3 separate regions of the Mus musculus genome follow, and regions 2 and 3 are each linked to region 1. A link is a loop called in an ENCODE intact Hi-C map of the cell type or tissue named here. Cell type or tissue: left cerebral cortex. All regions are shown on one strand.

Region 1 (2,500 bases):
GCTTTCATTCCCTGCCCTGCGCTGTGGTCAGATTGCAGTGCTTCGCTAGGATTTGTCGGCGACAGTCTTTACCTAGATAACACACCTCTCCCCCTCACGGTGTCCTCAAGGTGTCAGTCTTTGCACAAAGAACAACCCCTATTGTGTCTCCCGCGTGGGTCACCTCATCGGGCTCCGGTTCCCTGCCCCGCCTCTTGCTTCCCAGGCAGCTGGGTTCATTTGCCCGAAAGATGAACGCTCCCAGCCAAGCATGATGATTGTGCATACGGGGCGTGTACATTCACATCTCCCCTGAGTTTCCAGGGCCCAAAGGACACCCCTGGTTGGACAAAGTGGGTCTCCGTGAATAGAGTGCACCTCACACACACCCCTCCACCGCCCGGTGATGAGACCCGCAGCTCCCCGCAGCGGTGGGTCTACCGGATCACAGCCAAGCTCAGTCTTCAAAGAGCTAAGCCCCCACCCCCAATCCCCACTTCGTGGCCGCTATGAAAACCCGGCAGAATTGGATCGCGATGGCCAGGTTCTGACCCTGTCGGACCTTGCATGTTCGAGGACCCGGTTACTGAGCCCGGGTGTGGAGTATGGGACGTTCGGAAGCTGCAGCCAGCGAGTGGGCGGGGCGAGCAGGCCTGGGAGGGCTCAAAGGCGAGGTGGAAGGATACATGAGCCGCGGTCGGAACTACTTTCAGGAGGAGGTCACGTGTGGTCCTAGTTGGGGAACTTTCCAAATTCCCATTCCCCTATCTGTGTGCTCCTGGGGCAGGAGCTTGGTCCCCTCTGCTCTATTAGGTGATCGCCCCCGCCTCCTTCTCCCGTGTGGTCTGCTGGACCCCTCTCTTGCCGGATCGGAGCAGAGAATAGCATCCACGAGCCGTCCGCAGGAGCGCTGTCGGGGCCGAGCGCCTGGGGAGCTGGTTACACAAGCAGCCACATCCAAGCACGTGCCCCCGCCACCCCTCTCTGCTGGCCGCCGCCGGTTTGTGCACGCTGACGCGGAGAGTCCCCAAGCTGTTCCTCCCTTTCGCTTGTAACCCATAGAGCTAGCCAGAAGGCCGGGACACGAGACTCCTGTTCTGGATCTGCCCACACCGCGCGTTCCCAACCGTGGGAGAAGAGGCCGGGCCCTAGGGGGAGGCGCGGGGCGGGGGTGGGGGGGATTGACGCATCTCCTTCGCTTAATGAGGTGAACCCTTTCTAGATCTGTACTCGCGGGGCAAAAGGGTATCTCCTGTTGCTGCTGGCTGGTTAGGCTTACCGATGTTGCAACAAACTTCCAGTCACTGCCCCTGAACTGGTGAGCGCGCCCCACCTACCGTAGACTCAGCCAAGTGACTTATCTGAGCACCTAGTCAATGGCTGTCAGCCCAGAACAAACCTGTCAAGTAAAAGCTTACTGCCGGGATTGGCTGACCTGTCGCGGTTGAGAGAGCTGGTTCAGAAATGCTGATAACTAGCGTACAGCCCCTCCTCCCCCACCAACCAGCCACAAAGCAAGCGATCACCTTGAGCTTGGAGGGAAAAAAAAAATGACATCAACTCCAATGTAGGTAGAGTTTTCTTCCTTATTGTTCTTTTCCCAGGGGACTTAATTCTCAGGATGCCAATCTGAGCCCTAAAGTATCTCTGAGTTGAGACCTAAGCTGAAACACTGGATCATTTTAGAAATCCGGAGGATAGTAGTCAGTTATGGATTTGCAATAATTGCGAGTAGGTGTCTAGGAAAGGCTAGCTGGGGGTTTAGAGTACAGGAGAAGGAAAATTTCATAGGTCCACACAGCATAGTTGCAGGCAGCCTCTGAAGTCTAGAAACCTCAAGAGGCTCGGCTCAGAGAGCTATGGGCCATTACCGAACTGCAGGACTGCTAATTAAACCGGGGATATTTACAGTTCTATTAGAGCTCTCTGAAGCTACTCAAACATTGCATTTAGATACATCCTTTAAAGATCTCTCCGCCAGAGATAGCAGCCCAAGCTAAGCCAGCGTTGATGTTTATTACAGGCTGTTTTGGGGCAAGGTTCTGGTCAGTAGAGGGAGGGCAGGGATGACCAATGAGAGCAATCTGAGAACAATAGCCGAGAGGCCTCTATTTGGTTTCTAACGATGTAAATAAATTCGGTTCACACAGCCTAATCTAAGATGGAGATCTAGTTTACACAGAATCCCCAATGTCAAAGTGTTAGCTGAGATGCACAGCAAAAACCTAAGTGGTGCTCAGCAGAGTGTCTACTACTGCTGTGGGGAAAAATAAGGATGAAGTTACATCAAGAGAAGTGGGTTGAAAAGGGGAAATGGCCCACATTCGTTCCTGTCCCCAGAGTCCCTGTTACTAGCATCACCCTCTTTTGCCTCTTCCCTGGAGGCATCTTGCGTGACATTACTCGGAGCGTCTAAGAAGCTCGGAAATCTTCCTCTAAAGAAAAAGAAAGACATTCATCCCTAAGCTTCCTGATGCCTGGCTGGAGGAAAAAAAAGGACCCGTTTCTGTTTCCAGAGCAT
Region 2 (2,500 bases), 350 kb before region 1:
CATATGTGAATACAGAAAGCACTCAGCTCCATTTCTGGTGGTGAACCTAGGAGACCTTGCTCCTAAATGACAGAGGAGCCATTTTAAGATATGATATCATAAAAGATAATAATATCTGAAAGGGGGAAATGCATGCACCCAGGGTAACACATAAGTAGGCGAGCACAGGATGAATTTGTGGTTAAACCATTTATTCCATTGCAGATGACAATTTAACTCTTTGGAGCCCAGAGTTCCCCCTATGCTCATGCGTCGTGAAGAGATGATTACGTAATCTGCACTGCAGGTTGAATTGGGAACATCTGGGGACAGTTGTAGGGAGCTAGCCATGATCCTGAAGCTCAGACTAAGATCACTGGCCTCCAGTTCTCTCTGCCAGCCCCATGGTAACAGGAAGGCATAACCCTTGCCCCCAGATCTATTGAACCGAGCAAACAGTGGGGCTGAGCACTCGCATTGTGAACGACTATTTGGAGAAAAGATGGGGTGGGGATTGAAATGTTCTGCTAATCAAAGGCACCAACTGTTGCTGCTTCTCCGGCTTTCTTCAGAAACATCACACGGGTGATGGTACGTTTTTTTCAAGCCTGCGCCAGCCCAGCTCTAAAATGGAAAAGTATTCGTTTCATATGAGCAAATGTTTTCTTCTTTTTTGCTTCTCTCTCTCTCTCTCTCTCTCTCTCTCTCTCTCTCTCTCTCTCTCTCTCCCTTCCTCTCTCCCTCCCTCTCTCTCTCCCTCTCTCTCTCCCTCTCTCTCTCCCCACTGTGGGAAAACGAACTTACTTTCAGTTACGCCTGACATCTGACCACTATACTGATCACGAGGACACTGTGGTAAACCACAGGCCCACTTGAAAATATCTCTCTTAGGCACAGTTCCTGTGCTTTAGAGGGCACCATCCCTGGCTTTTGGTTGTGGCCCTGACTCTCGGCTCTGGCGTCCTCCATAGGAGTTCCATTTTCTCTTTCTTCCTCTACTGACAATGAGTGGTCTCATCCCCACATCTTCCAAATGAGCCAATTCACAAAATAAGTAAAATGTAAAAATGGTGCCTTTTTTTTTCCTATCCAAAGCCTCAAACAGAGCTCTGACTGTACACTGCACCCTTCTAAAAATGAAACAAGGCATGAAAACTTAAAGATAGGCTCAGGAGAAGGCTTGGTGGGTAGGAACACTTATTTCCTGAATGTGAGGATCTGAGTTCAGATCTCCAGCACACACATAAAAAACTGAATGTACCCAAGTGGGCCTGTAATTCCAGCACTGAGGCAGGGAAGACAGAGACAAGAGAGAGAATTACAGTGGCTTTTTAGCCCACGGCCTAGGCAAAAAACAAAATCGGCACTGGTTCAGTGAGAGAGTCTACTTCAGGGGTATAAGGCAGTCAGCAATAGAGGGAGATGCATGTATGCACAGATGCAAGCAAGTGAGTGTGTGTGTGTGTGTGTGTGTGTGTGTGTGTGTTTGTACCCGCACACACTTACAAGGCGGTAGAGGGTGGGTGGTGGTATCTTGATTAATAATGAGATGACCAGCCAGGATTTATTCATACTCCTTCTGTCTGAATCATCTTGTTTCTTGTAGCTGTTTTACACTTCCAGGATCTTGCCATCTGCCCACTCTACAGAAATACAGGAAAGCATTTTAAAAACAATGGCTTGGGGGGGGGGGGAGATCTGGGGATCCGAAAACCTATCTTTCTTTCTTTCACCCCACTGCTTACTGCTGCTTTCCTGAGAATGCAGTGCTGTTCCTGCTGCACCGGACTTGCCTCTTAACAACCTTCCTTCTGCCCCTCACAGCTCACATCTGGAGCCTGAGGAGAAAGAACAGATGTGGCTGCCCCCTTGCCTAAGTGGGAGGGGGGAGGACACCCTGGGTAGTTTGTCCTGCTTGGATCTAATATGTGTCACTGGAATATAGGTCAGCATTTTGATGGATAGGTTGAAACAGGCCAGAGGCAAAGATACCCCCGGGTTCACCCCACTCCACTCTACTGTCTTCTCCCCCAAAGCAAGTTAAGCCCCCAATGGCCTCAAGAGACATGCACAGCAGATGGAGCTGGTCTTCATGTCTTTACATTCTGCACACTAATTCTGTAGAAATCTAGAGCTAAGCTAAGGCTTTATCAGTCTGGGCTTGGGCCAAGCTTCAGGCTGAAGTTCAGCTGGCCTGGCCGGACGCAGATGCCAGCTGTTCACACTAACCTTGATTCCCCACCCCACCCCCAACACCTGATTTAGATAGCAGAGTGGCCAAGTGACATGCATGTAGCCCTGATGCACAACTGGAGAGATGACGTGATTTTTAATTACTGTGCAGTTCAGGTGGGAGCAGGAAACACAGGAAAGATACACACACACACACACACACACACACACACACACACACACACACTGAAATGAAACAAGAGAGTGCTACTGGTCTTGCCTAAAGATTATTACTTTAAAGGATTTTTTGGCAAATTTTGGTTTGAACACAGGCTTGACAACTCCCTTT
Region 3 (2,500 bases), 470 kb before region 1:
TTTCTGTTGGTGACGATTACTTCATTCTAGCTGTCACTATCACAGGTAGCCACCATGGTCTCTGATACTTAACTTAGCATTCAGCTAGTGATTGGACCAGGAGCTCACTAATGACACAGTACTTTCCAAGGAGTTCTATGTGCATTTGGAGAACACCCTGAACACTCCATGTCAGAAGGAAAATTTGCTTTAGCCTTCCTTTTCTGCTTTCATAGGGCCATAAGATAAGGCAAAACAAAGTTTTGGATTCTCTCTGAGGACTCACACAACAGTAGGTGTGTGCTCACCTCCGTATTTAACAGGTGCCCATGCCATCTTGCCCCACGTTTTCCTGTAACCTTTGCAAAGCCCTGATGTGCATCAGTCAGCACTGCCCACCTCAGGTAGCTGTGATGTTAATCTCTGTGCATCCTTTCTACAGTTGATTGGAATTCATCTCCATGGGGAACAGTGACAGTCAGTGAGTTCTGAGTCAACGCATACAGGCAGTGCTGTGCGTGGTATGTTCTCAGGGAGCCATCAAGCAGGTCAGAAGATGACAGTTCTATGGGAATGGAGCTTAAGAGTCCTCGCTTTGTTCTACTATTCATGACTGTAGGAAGGCAGTTTTCAGGGTTATTATAAAGCTGGAGATGGAGTGCTGATAATAAAACAGTAGAAATCCACCACCACTCCCAGGTTTATTCATACTCACAAATACTCATCTGTGTTCTGTGATCAATACTCTCCTAACTGCTGCAAGCCTCCAGTTCCCTGTAAGGGTTCTGAGAAGTCCCTTCTGGCCATTTTGTTTGTTGTGGGTTGGGTTTGGGTTTGTTTTCAGTAGTTGATTGCTCCATGCAAGAAAAGTGTCTAGCATTTGTCTCTGCTGGTTTCCTTCATTGTTGTGTATTATAGCAAGCATTTTGACAACAATCTTTACTGTACTAAAATGAAATTCATTGATAATATTACCAAGGCAAACAGACATTCTCAGAAGGATTGCTGTAATTTGTCTAATTGTAAAGAAAGAAAGAGGTCAGCCCCGTTTGTGGGCTTGCTTTGAATTTCGACATTCCAAATGACATGGCTACAGTTGTGTCTTCCAGAGCCCTCCAGACCCATCTGTGGGCAGAGATCCTGACGCTAGCATTCTCAGAATGCTAGTGCTACTACAGAAACAATGTGCATTCTGCCCTCACTTTATGTCAGATTCGCATTCCTTAAAAAAAATAACTGGAAAGTAATTGGATTTGTGTTTGTCTGTTTTGCCTTGATGTAAAACTGAATTTGGTCCTGGTCACAAGGCATTGCAGACAGGTTTTTTGACTGTGTAAATAATTGTTGGAGCAGCAGCACAGTGCGGAACTTCCCTTTGGATAGCTCCCTCCTGAGACCAGCCCCTCACACCTGGCCCTTAGAATCTTTCCAAACTCCCGCTAGGGGGCAGTACTACTCTTTGAGAGATTTAGATCGGCCTGCTGTACAGGAGCCCTGGGTCCTTTTGTTTTTTGTTTGTTTTGTTTTCTCTTTTTCTTGTCTTTTAATTTGGGGTGCACCAAACCCAAAGATTCAATTGTAATGCAATCAGCTGGTTGAATGCATCTGTACTATATCCATAGCTTATTTCTACTGTCTGACTTTTAGGAAATTTTAAAACAATCACTAAATAATTTGAGGACATGTTGATAGATATTTAAATACTCATTTGTCTTCTTTTCAATTTTTTTTTTACTGCATTGAAATAAACAAATATGGAAACTAATCTACTCCGATAAATGTTACTTCCCTCTGTCTTAAGACCATGGTTGCTTAAAGAACAGCCCTGACATCTTCCAGGGGTTGGATCGCCCAAAAGTCTGATTTCTTTTTAAGCAGGATCTCGTTTGGTGTGTAATCCAGATTGCCTAAAAGAAAAAAAAAAAAAACAAGAAAGAAAAGAAAGAAAGGAAAGAAGAAAGAAGGAAAGGAAAGGAAAGGAAAGGAAAGGAAAGGAAAGGAAAGGAAGAATGACATGGCTCTACAAAGAAGTACTGAAGTCGTGACCTGGTGCACAGAACCAGTTTTGAAAGCCTTGCCATTCTGTCAGCTGCATCAGCTCTAGTGGGGATATAATGACACAAGTCCTGCTTATTCTTGGTGAGCCACAGCCAACTCTTGCTCCTCTGTTCTGATCATGTTTGTAAATATAGCTATGAGTGTTGTAGTTACCATCATCTTTAATCTGACCTTTGATATAATACCTAGTCAGTCAGCATTGCAAAGTAATATAAATCCCATGGCTCCTGTGTTTCATTCTAAATACATAAAAGGATAAACAGATAAGGGAAGATGGAAGGAGGGAAAGAGGGCGCGAGGGACAGAGCTAGGGAAGAAAGGAAAGAAGGAAGAAAAATTTTAATTCCACCAGAGGGCATCGTGACAATTTTCACTTGCAAAAGAAAATGTAATGGGGCAGCTAAAAAATTTCCAAAATTGGAATGTTGAAATAAATGGGCATAATTAAAGCAACAATACTTTG

What was found. Peaks named below come from ENCODE experiments on the same cell type or tissue, not always from the same donor. Only the 100,000 strongest peaks of a DNase experiment are listed, where the experiment ranks them.
Region 2: it touches region 1 in a loop (2.7-fold over the local background); 11 of 42 quality-filtered maps call a loop at or near these places.
Region 3: it touches region 1 in a loop (6-fold over the local background); 27 of 42 quality-filtered maps call a loop at or near these places.

Annotation. Positions count from the first base shown.
Region 1 is chr19:32,754,659-32,757,158 of GRCm38, reverse strand. It overlaps the pseudogene Gm36566. Among named protein-coding and RNA genes, the nearest start is that of Pten, 1.7 kb to the left of the region's middle. In left cerebral cortex, a CTCF peak has its summit at 1,320; DNase peaks (open chromatin) are centred at 936, 1,324, 1,757, 2,292 and 2 more places; H3K4me3 peaks cover 1,908 bases; H3K27ac peaks cover 2,128 bases.
Region 2 is chr19:33,099,855-33,102,354 of GRCm38, reverse strand. Gm29863 (a long non-coding RNA gene) reads right to left here. Exons shown (of 5, transcript XR_386659.2): 4 at 1,486-1,622; 5 at 194-603. Among named protein-coding and RNA genes, the nearest start is that of Gm29863, 15 kb to the right of the region's middle. In left cerebral cortex, no CTCF peak of the experiment used is centred here; DNase peaks (open chromatin) are centred at 230, 517, 859 and 1,522; H3K27ac peaks cover 548 bases.
Region 3 is chr19:33,226,114-33,228,613 of GRCm38, reverse strand. It overlaps the pseudogene Rnls. Among named protein-coding and RNA genes, the nearest start is that of Mir3970, 70 kb to the right of the region's middle. In left cerebral cortex, CTCF peaks have their summits at 1,231, 1,433 (motif pointing right) and 2,385 (motif pointing right); DNase peaks (open chromatin) are centred at 1,422 and 2,352.